2 separate regions of the Homo sapiens genome follow, and region 1 is linked to region 2. Evidence: read pairs that join two places in POLR2A ChIA-PET (ENCODE). Cell type or tissue: endothelial cell of umbilical vein. All regions are shown on one strand. Links, peaks and the distances in the headings refer to the core of each region. The heading gives the core; the rest is flanking DNA.

What was found. Peaks named below come from ENCODE experiments on the same cell type or tissue, not always from the same donor. Only the 100,000 strongest peaks of a DNase experiment are listed, where the experiment ranks them.
Region 1: POLR2A ChIA-PET joins it to region 2 with 8 read pairs; 5 of 35 experiments call an interaction of 5 or more read pairs at or near these places.

What each region holds. Positions count from the first base shown.
Region 1 is chr16:2,167,830-2,173,183 of GRCh38, reverse strand. It overlaps TRAF7 (TNF receptor associated factor 7), which reads right to left. Exons shown (of 21, transcript NM_032271.3): 4 at 5,016-5,107; 5 at 2,454-2,570; 6 at 1,828-1,920; 7 at 1,579-1,612; 8 at 810-993; 9 at 585-719; 10 at 1-2. Among named protein-coding and RNA genes, the nearest start is that of TRAF7, 15 kb to the right of the region's middle. In endothelial cell of umbilical vein, for the core only: no CTCF peak of the experiment used is centred there; DNase peaks (open chromatin) are centred at 2,383 and 2,923; H3K4me3 peaks cover 2,719 bases; H3K27ac peaks cover 2,719 bases.
Region 2 is chr16:1,435,618-1,440,971 of GRCh38, reverse strand. It overlaps CCDC154 (coiled-coil domain containing 154), which reads left to right. Exons shown (of 17, transcript NM_001143980.3): 7 at 1,846-1,947; 8 at 2,029-2,157; 9 at 2,235-2,353; 10 at 2,796-2,922; 11 at 3,018-3,155; 12 at 4,161-4,280; 13 at 4,451-4,527; 14 at 4,886-5,003. Among named protein-coding and RNA genes, the nearest start is that of CCDC154, 6.3 kb to the left of the region's middle. In endothelial cell of umbilical vein, for the core only: no CTCF peak of the experiment used is centred there; no DNase peak of the experiment used is centred there.

The DNA.
Region 1 (5,354 bases), core at 136-5,135, 730 kb before region 2:
ACCTGCGGGGACAGGACAGCTGCCTGCCTGGCGGGTCCCTGCCGGTGCCTCCCCATCCCCAAGAATCCCCCTCAAATGCTCCAGCCCTGTGGCCGCTGCACCCCAGGTCCAGCTGCCCCCACCCACACCTGCCGTCCTGCCCCTCCTCCCCATCCAGCTACCCCCAGTCTGCTTCACAAGTGAGATCCCATCACGTCACCCCCGCAGAGCTCTTCAAGGGGTCCTCCCTTCCTGAGGATAAAACCCACGCTGCTTGGCAGCCTCCCTGCCCACCTCCCTGCCCTGAAGAACTGGGCTCCTGCCTCTCCTCCCACCCCCACCTCCCTCTCCAAAGCTCTCAACCCCAGCATTTGCTCAAATCCGCCCATGCTGGGCCGGCTGCGGGAGCGTCCACGCCCGCCTTCCTGGACGCCCTCGGCTCCCCCTCTGGGTTTCCAGGGCCTTGGGCCTCAGAGAGGATTACAGACCCCGGTGTGGCCCCAGCTCCGGCCTACCTCCCCGGGACCAGCAAGCGGGCAGCTCTCAGCGGAGCCTGTGGAGGGCCTGCGCCCACCCCGGCCCACCCCCGCCCGCCCCCCACTCACCCGTACTTGGAGTGGGGGCATTTGATGTGCTCGCACTCCTTGAGGTGGGCCTCCAGGTTCATCCTGAGCAGCGGGGGGCAGCTGGGGTTGTTGGGACACCGCACAGGCCTGTAGTCACAGCTGCCCTCGTGGTCCCTGTGCCAGGGCGGGATGCGGGGAGGCCTCAGCCAGAGCCCTGAGAAGCAGCCCCCAGGGAGGCAGAGGTGCCCAGGGAGGGGCACTTACTTCCGGGCGCTGAGCTTGATGGTGAAGGGGCACCCTCGGGGGTCCACCTCAAAGATGGGGGGCTTCCCGCTGCCCGCTACCCGGCAGCCGTGCCGGCAGTGGATGAAGAGCTCCCCGATCTGCTCGGCCACCGCGATGTTGTTCACCACCACGGTCAGTTTGACGTTGTCCACGGGACACTTCTCTGGGAGAGGAGGGCGTGCTGACCCTCACGGCCTGCCTGGCACACGCTCCCTCACCCGGGTGGGCATGAGCCTCTAATGGGGGCCAGATCTGTCCATCTGCGCCTCTGAGGCACGCAACATGGGAACGGGGGCACAGGTGGGCCACCAAGAAGGAGCAGCAGGTGCTGAGGGAGTGTCACCTGTGACACTCAGCTGTGCCCGGAAAAGTGTGGGGTGGGGCCAAGAGGGCAGAGGGCAGAGTGCGGAGAGGCAGGCAGGAGCGGGCGCCGTGCGGGAGGACGACAGCCTCGCCAGTGAGAAAGGCCTCCCCAGAGGGTGCCAACCCTGGCATGGGGAGCCTCGGCCCACACCCACTGTGGGGTCTCTGAGTCTGGACACACTGGAATTTGGGGTGTCCCCACTCTGCTCATGGAGGTCCCGAGCCTCAGCCTGAGCGTCCCTAGGACGGCTGCAGCCCCATCCCAACCCCAGCAGAGGCCAAACAGGGCCGGACGCTGTGCAGGGGACAAGGGAGAAGCCGCCCGCCTCTGCTCGGCAGCCATGGGCACGGTCGGCGTCAGGCCTGGGCCGGGGCACAAACCTACCTGACTTCAAGGCGCATCTCCTACAGAACGTGTGCTGTGGAGGCAAAGGGCGGGCTTGAGGGTGGCGCAGGGTCCTCTTTTTCCCTAGTCCATGGCCATGGCAGCCACAGGCCTCGCTGTACCCCAAGCCCAGTGCAGCCAGGACAGGCCTTGACCAAGGCCAGGGCGCCACAGCCCCGGCCCCCGAGAGCCCTGGGGTCCTGTGGGGGCCTCTGGCAGCAGGGGGGCTGGGAAGGGCGGCGGGCTCACCCCACACGTGGTGATCACGGGGTCTTTGAAGACGCTGCAGCAGAGCTGACAGCACAGCTTCACCGAGGGCTGCTCCGCAAACACCAGTGGCTCCTGGAACCAAGCGGGAAAGGCAGGCGATGGCGGGAGGCCACCCTCAGCCCCGCCACCACCCAGGCACCCAGGCGCTCTTGCTCCAGGCCTGGCTGTCCTCTGAGGACAGGGTCACGTCCTGAGAGAGGCCTGCTTAGAGCTGGGGGGCTTGATCGGGGCCCAGGAGGGAGAGCGAGGTCTGTGGCCCCAGAGGCAGGGCCCAACCCCGGAGGATGAGTTCAGCCGCCCAGCCTTGGCCGCCCTCGCCCGCCTCCTTCCTGGGGTGAGACTAGAAAGGGCCCTGCTGGAGCCCTGTGCTTCCCGCTGCCAGTTCCCGGGCAGCCCTGAGAAGGGGGAGTGGGGGAACATGCCCAGGGGACCCGGCCTGGTCCCTCGAGTCCCCACCACGGACCAGCAAGCACTGCAGTTCCCGTCAGGCCCCAGCCGCCCTCTCCCTGTGAGCTGGGCGGGCATGGCGGAGGGGAAGGTGCCTCCGTGCCACGGCTGCGGTGACAGCCCTGGAAGCCGCTCTGCGCCGAGTCCCCCACACCTACCGGCTCCTCCTCCTCCTCGGGCAGTGAGAATGTGGAGCGCAGAGACATGCTGGACTCTGAGTGCAGGGAGCGGACAGAGATGGCGGAGTCGGAGCGGCGGGGAGTGCTGATGGGGGGCTGTGTGGAGGGAGAGGCGCCTGTCGGGGGGCTCCGCACGGGGTCAGAGCCTCGGGGAGGACAGGACCCAGCCCGGCGGAAGCGCGAGGGCAGCAGCACCCCTGGGGCCACCCCGGTCCCTGCGGGTACTCTCCTCGTCCACGGGGGCCGTGGGTGGGCGTGGGGAGCTGATGCAACCCAGGTCCCTGCCTGCCCGCCTGGGCGGCCTGGGCCGGGGTGCTGGGCTGCCCGCTCACGCCTGCCACCTCTCTTTGTGTAAATGGAGAGACTTCCTGCTATTCAATTCCATATACCCGGGCTGCTTCCTGCTTCCCGTGGGGGAATGTGGGCCGTGAGGGGGCACCTCCACCAGCCAATCCTGGACAGCCGAGGCCGTGACCGCAGGATGGAAGGGCCAGGAATGCTGGCAGGGAGCGACGGCTGGGCTCCAGGTGCCCCCCGGGCCTGGCTGCTTGTCTGGCCTTGCTGGTGGGGGACACCAGGCCCAGCTGGGAGGCTCAGAGGGAAGGCAGGGCCAGGCCCCCAGAGAACCTCGGCTGAGCTTCCCGAGGGCAGGAGTGAGGGCCACAGGTGCCTGCCTCTGGCTGAGCCACCGACAAGGGAGCCTGGGGGAGGGGCAGACACTGTCCCTTCCTCCCCTCTGGCCTGGAAACCTCCAGAAGTTTCCAAGAGCCACACTGCCCAAGGCTTCTCTCCTGGTGCTTTGACTGCAGAGGGGCCCAGCTGCTGCTCTGCCGAGCCTCTGGCCCCCTTCCCGGCAGCCTGGGTATGAAACCCACAGAGCACAGAGGCAAACCAGTCCCAAGGCCGGCGGGGGGCATTGTGTGCCATGTACCCACCTCCCTTTGGGTCCCAAGGGCCCGTCTGCATGGAAGCAGCACATGGGGAACAGAAGGGAGTCAGAGAAAGTGAGTCACAAGGCCCCACAGCAGCAGAGGGAGCCCCAGGGGCGAGAGCAGAGCAGGAGCTGGCACGGGAACCACTCTCCCGGGCCTGCCCAATACTACCCCAGAGTCTCCCACCCTCTTGGGCGTAGGGGCTGACAGCAGGCAGGCCTGGGGGACGGGGGAAGGGCAGGAGGGGGACTCCCTGTGTGGGCCTATCAGCAAACAGAGAAGGTACCCGCCTCTCTTGAAAGCCACCGTGACCCATGGGGATAGCAGGTGATTATGGGAACCACAGACATGGAGGACTCGTGGCTTCGGGTTGTGGAGACCGAGGCAGGCAGAGGCCCAGGGGACGGGGCCCAGACATACCCAACTCGCCCTCGGCCTAGCACAGCGCCCGGCACACAGGTGTGTTTGTTCAATTAATTAAAAACTTCTTTTCTGGCTGAGCAAGGTGGCTCACACTTGTAATCCCAGCACTTTGGAAGGCCAAGGAGGGGGCAGATCAGCTGAGGTCGGGAGTTCGAGACCAGCCTGACCAACATGGAGAAACCCCATCTCTACTAATTCAAAATTAGCCAGGAGTGGTGGTGCACGCCTGTAATCCCAGCTACTCGGGAGGCTGAGGCAGGAGAGTCACTTAAACCCGGGAGGCGGAGGTTGTGGTGAGCTGAGATCACACCATTGCACTCCAGCCTGGGCAGCAAGAGCAAAAGTCCGTCTCAAAAAAAAGAAAAAAGGAAAAAAGAAAAGGCCTCGGTCCCAAGAGGGCCAGCAGGGCCGCCACACCTGGTGTCCAAGCACTGGAGAGAGGCAGCTGCCAGAGAGGCCCCACACACCCCCACCCCCTGCTGGGCCAGTCCTTCATGCCCAGGGTAGAGTTGGCCTCTGTCCCCTGGGTAGGCCCAGAGCCCAGCAATGAGCGCCATTGACCAGGATGGCAGGGAACGGCCACTGAGACCCTGGCCACAGGGCTCAGGTACCAGCAGCCAGCCCCCGACTGCCCTGATCCTTTCTGCACCTCACACAGCCAGCAACAGGGAATTCTCCGGCTCCCCCAGCACTTGGCGCAGGTTCCGCAACCCCCACCCCATTGCCTCTGGTGTCCCCACAGCTTAGGTCCACACACCTTTCCCCCCGCCTCATCAGGACCCCTCCTCAAACCCTGCCTGGACCCAGCAACCCCGCTCATTCCCTACCCAGCAGCAAAGGAAGCTTTCAAAGCATGTATTTTATTGTGCTATCCTCCTGACTGAACTTTCTGTGGTTTCCACCTCCCTTAAGATGGAGCCAAATATGCCTCATCCTGGCCTGCAGGTGCCAGGCCCTCTGACCCAGCTGCCCTCACTGGCTGCCCCCTGCCACCCACAGTCCAGCCACAGGAGCCTCCTTTCTCACAGACTTGCCATGTCTGCCGAGGCCTCAGGGTATCCACAGGTGCTCTTCTTCTCCTGTGCCTCACCAGCTCACTGTCAACTCCTCCTGGGACCTGGTTCCCCCAGGAGGGAGGATGGGGGGAGGCTGAGGCTCACACGGGCTCCTGGGGGTAGGGACCTACCATGCTGTCCTCCTCGTCCCGCGGGGAGTAGGCAAGGGTGCTGGAGGAGGAGGGTGTCCTGCAGTGCTGCTTGTAGGTGCTGGTCCCGTCAGCTGCAAGGCAAGAGGGCTGGCGTCTCAGTGGGGGCTCCCTCAGCAGATGTGGGGGAGGTGGGGCCCATGCTGGATACCCGACCCTGTGGGTCCCCTGTAGCTCACAGCCCTCCCCAGGGCCAGGCAGGCAGGAAAGCATGCAGGGATGGCACGGGGGAAGCTTGGGTTCCCTCTCAAGGTCAAACCAGTGCCAGGAGCATGGACGCTGGGCTCGGTCTACATCTGGACAGTCCCAGCGCTGAGCCCG
Region 2 (5,354 bases), core at 62-5,061:
AATTTTTTTTTTTTTTTTTTTAAGACGGAGTCTCCCTCTGTTGCCTGGGCTGGAGTGCAGTGGCACGATCTCGGCTCACTACAAGCTCCGCCTCCCACGTTCACACCATTCTCCTGCCTCAGCTTCCCGAGTAGCTGGGACTACAGGCGCCCACCACCACGCCCGGCTAATTTTTTTGTATTTTTAGTAGAGATGGGGTTTCACTGTGTTAGCTAGGATGGTCTCGATCTCCTGACCTCGTGATCTGCCCATCTCGGCCTCCCAAAGTGCTGGGATTACAGGCGTGAGCCACTGCGCCCAGCCCGCCTGGCTAATTTTTTGATGTTTTGTAGAGACGGGGTCTCACTGTGTTGCCCAGGCCAGTCTCAAACTCCTGGGCTCAAGTGATCCTCCTGCCTCAGCCTCCCAAAAAGTTTTCTTTTCTTTTCTCTTTTCCTTTCTTTTCTTTTTTCTCTTCTCTTCTCTTCTCTTCTCTTTTCTGTTCTCTTCTCTTCTCTTCTCTTCCCTTCTCTTTTCTTTTCTGAGATGGAGTCTCGCTCTGTTGCCCAGGCTGGAGTGCAGTGGCGTGATCTCAGCTTACTACAAGCCCCACCTCCCGGGTTCACACCATTCTCCTACCTCAGCCTCCCAAGGAGCTGGGACTACAGGCACGCATCACCATGCCCAGCTAAATTTTTTGTATTTTTAGCAGAGACAGGATTTCACCGTGTTAGCCAGGATAGTCTTGATCTCCTGACCTCATGATCCGCCCACCTCGGCCTCCCAAAGTGTTGGGATTTCAGGCGTGAGCCACCTCGCCCGGCCATTTTTTTTTTTTTTTTTTTTTCTGACAGTCTCGCTCTGTCGCCCAGGCTGGAGTTACAGTGGCATGATCTCAGCTCACTGCAACCTCCATCTCCTGGGTTCAAGCGATTCTCCTGCCTCAGCCTCCAGAGTAGCTGGGATTACAGACAGCTGTCCATGTCTGGCTACTTTCTGTAGTTTTAGTAGAGACAGGGTTTCACCATGTTGGCCAGGCTGGTCTTGAACCTCTGACCTCAGGTGATCCACCAGCCTCGGCCTCCCAAAGTGGGAGTGAGTCATTGCGCCAGTCACTGCTTGTTTTTGTAAATAAAGTTTTATTGGCACACAGGAACATTTTTTACATGTTGTCAATGTCTACTGTGGGGGCTGTAACCGCCATGCTGAGAGGGTTACAACAGAGATCCCATGAGGTGGGAACATGTACCATCTGGCTTTTTACAGAAAAATATCTACTCTAAGGTGACCTCCTGGGGGGCAGGAGGCCAGCAGGGGCTTGGGTGGAGGGGAAGTTTCCCGGGAGGCGCCTCTCCGTGGCTGATGAAGGGCCTGTGCCGCCTGCCTACCCTTTGCGTGTATGAGATGCAGGGATGGGGCCGGCTGCGCCTCCCCCCTCCCCTCCCCTTCAGGGCGGCAGGAAAGCAGCTGTTGGTGTGGAGACAAGGCCCCAAGGCTCTGCCCAGCCCACCTGGCTCCCCGTGCATGGGGACACCTGCACGACACTCCTGCTTCCCTGCCGGGCCTGGTGGCGGCTGGGGGGCCTTCCCTGGGCAGCCTCGGTGGTGGGTGCCAAGTGTGTCTGGACCCCACCTGAGCGTGGCCTTCTCATGCTTCACAAACCCATGCCTGGTTGGTCGTCTGGGTACAGAGTGGTCCTGCCCGCCGTGGCTTTCTTCCGGCTGAGGGTGTGGCAGGCCCAGCTCAGCCGGGCTCAGGGCTTGGGGACAGCAGGGGACTCCAACTCTGATGGAGACCATGGGCAGGAGGGGGACCGGCTGCGTGTCCAGCAGAGGCTGCACACGGGACAATGTGCCTCCGCCCCAGGCCCAGGTGACCAAGCTCGGCGAAGAGGTGAGCCTGCGCTTCCTGAAGAGGGAGGCCAAGCTGTGCGGCTTCCTGCAGAAGAGCTTCCTGGCCCTGGAGAAGGTGGGAGCCTGCCCGCGGCTGGCCTGCCCTGCCCCCCTTCCCAGACGCAGACCTGCAGCTGACAGTGGGGTCTCCCCACAGAGAATGAAGGCCTCGGAGAGCTCACGGCTGAAGCTGGAGGGCAGCCTGCGGGGCGAGCTGGAGAGCCGGTGGGAGAAGCTTCGGGGGCTGATGGAGGAGCGCCTGCGGGCCCTGCAGGGGCAGCATGAGGTGGGGCCGGGCGGGCGGCGGGCAGGTGGGGCCGGGGCCGGGGTGCAGGTCTCAGGGCGGCCTCCACCCCCTGGCAGGAGAGCCACCTCCTGGAGCAGTGCCAGGGCCTGGATGCTGCCGTGGCCCAGCTGACCAAGTTTGTGCAGCAGAACCAGGCGTCGCTGAACCGTGTCCTACTGGCCGAGGAGAAAGCCTGGTGGGTGTCCTGGGGCCTCAGGTGCTGTCAGGCGGGGGGACCCCTGATGTCCCACTCAGGAGGGGGCCGCAGTGGCCGACTCAGCAGGGAATGACCTTGCCTCCCCCGAGCAGAGTGCTCGACCCCGAGGGCTGCAGCTGGATGGTGCGAACCCTCCTCCCTCCTGTGGGGCCTCCTGTCCCTCACCCAGCCTGCCCTCCCTGGGGCACTCAGCTGTGGCCATGGGGAGGGAACCCCTGTCTTGGTGGCCGTGGGGAGTGAACGCCCATCTTGGTGGCCATGGGGAGTGAACCCGTGTTGGTGGCACTGTGACCGCACCCCATCTTCCGATCCCAGGGTCTCCTGGGAGGTTCTGGAGCCAGCAGCCAAGCTCCCCTCCCTGGCCCAGGGCTGAGAGGTGGGCAGGCTCCACTGAGGGTGTCTATGTGTCCCCAACCCCTAGGGACGCCAAGGGGCGCTTGGAGGAAAGCCGGGCTGGGGAGCTGGCCGCCTATGTGCAGGAGAACCTGGAGGCCGCACAGCTGGCTGGCGAGCTGGCCCGGCAGGAGATGCATGGAGAGCTGGTGCTGGTGAGGGGGTAGCGCAACATGTCCCCAACGGGGTCTCCCACGCACACGGGATGGGCGCTCAGCCAGGCCTCCCCGTGCCCACCTGTCCCCTGCAGCTCCGAGAGAAGAGCCGGGCTCTGGAGGCATCCGTGGCGCAGCTGGCCGGGCAGTTAAAGGAGCTGAGTGGCCATCTCCCGGCTCTGAGCAGCCGGCTCGATCTGCAGGAGCAGATGCTGGGCCTCAGGCTGTCCGAGGTGCGCCAGGCAGCGGGCGGGGGCAGGCGGGGCTATGGGGAGTCCCCACCCCTCCAGCTCTCAGCCCACCACTGCCCCCAGGGTAGAGGCCTGACAGGCCGGTCCCAAGCCTCCCGTCCCACCCAGCGACTGTCCCCAGGGCCTGGGAGACCCCGAGCCCCAGAGACTCCTGTGTGGGGCAGGACAGCCGCTGAGCAGCCTCGGCCCAGCATCTGCAGCCCGTGAGGCCCGAGCTGGAGCCTCGGCCCACGGCCCGGCCATGCGGGCAGCTCACGGCGGGGCAGACAAGCGGCCTCCACCCCTCGTGCTCTTGTTCACTGTGTAACAGCTCTGTTGAGATGGATTCACTCCCCACACGGTTCACCCGTGAACGTGCACAGTTCCGTGTGTCTATTCACAGTTTCAGAGCATTCATCCTTCAGGAAGAACCTCAGCCCCATCCGCACTCATTCCCATCCCCACTTCCCCTGGCGACCGCTGGGCCCCTCCCTGTCTCGGGGGCTGCCTGTTCTGGACGTTTCCAGGAAACAGAGCCACGCACGGTGCGGCCGCTGTGGCGGTGACACCCACGGGCATCCCGTTTCCCGCTCCTCGGGGCCTCGTGCGCAGAGCTTCACCCCTTCCACCGCGGCGTAACGTGCATTGCGTAGGCGCCGCCCCCCGGTTCCCGCTCATCCACCGACACGCGAGCGCGGCTGCAAACGTGGGCGACACCCTGCGTTTCGGGGCTGGGTCCCACCGGGGCCTGCCCTGCCTCCCTCGGGCACCTGTGTGGTCGGAACAGCCCCCACGGGCCCTCGGCTGCCCAGGCCCTGCCTTGGCATGTGTGTCTCCAGAGCGTGCCCGGCCAGGCCATCCCAGCCGCCTGCAGGCCTGTGCACAAATGTCTCAGAGCTGGAAGTGGGGGTGGGGGCCGCCTGCTCCCCAGAGCTCCCCGTGTCCGTCTTTCCATCTGTCTGTCCCCCCTCTCTTGGCTTTGTCCCTCACTGGGCATCTGTACCCCAGGCAAAGACCGAATGGGAAGGTGCAGAGAGGAAGTCCCTGGAGGACCTGGCCAGGTGGCGGAAGGAGGTGACCGAACACCTGCGAGGGGTGCGGGAGAAGGTGGATGGCCTCCCCCAGCAGGTGGGCGAAGGCACAGCCAGCCTTGGTGTACTTGGGCCTTGGAGGTGGCGTGGGACCCTTCTCCCTGCACCTTGTCCTCTCCCCTCCTCCCTCTCCCTGTGTGGGTCGAGGCCAAGGCTGGTCCTAGATGGCGCCCTGGGGCTGCCCGCCGCTCCCGGCTCTGTGTTCAGATAGAGAGTGTCTCCGACAAGTGCCTGCTTCATAAGAGCGACTCAGACCTCAGGATTTCCGCCGAAGGCAAGGCCAGGTACAGCCTCCAGGCCCTGGGAGAGGGGCAGGGGCTCTGCTGACCGTTACTGGGCTGGGCCGGTCCCCACGCTACTCTCCACAATCCCCTGGTATCGTGACAGACCTGTTCCCCCTGAGCCCGGGCCTGGCCCAGCACCGGGCTCACCCTGCCACCCTGGTGCAGCCTCTGAGGCGCCTCCAGCCCCTCCCTCTACCCCCCGTTGGGGACCCCCACCTTCCCCACTGGAGGGGTGACAGGGCTGAGCCCCCTCGAGCCTCCTTAACCCTGTGGTGGCTGTGGGAGTGGCCTTTGTCCCCGGTCCTGGCCCTACCCCCGAGCACACCCGACAGCCAGCCTCGGCCTCTGGTGCCCATAGGGAGTTCAAGGTTGGGGCCCTGCGGCAGGAGCTGGCCACGCTACTATCATCCGTGCAGCTGCTAAAGGAAGACAACCCTGGGCGGAAGATCGCGGAGATGCAGGGCAAGCTGGCCACGGTAGTCCTGGGGCTGCCCGCACCCAGCTGGGAGAGAGGGGGAGCCATCAGGTTCAGACGGGGCAGCCGTGCGGAGAGGCAGGACCCCCAGCCTACGGGGCATTTTCCAGCCAGCAGGAGACGCTCAGAAAACCACCTGTCGGAGGCCAGGCGGGGTGGCTTACACCCATAATTCCAGCACTTTGGGAGGCCGAGGCGGGTGGATCACCTGAGGTCAGGAGTTTGAGACCCGCCTGACCAACATGGAGAAACCCTGTCTCTACTAAAAATACAAAAATTAGCCAGGCATGGTGGCGCATGCCTGTAGTCCCAGTTACTCGGGAGGCTGAGGCAGGAGAATCACTCGAACCTG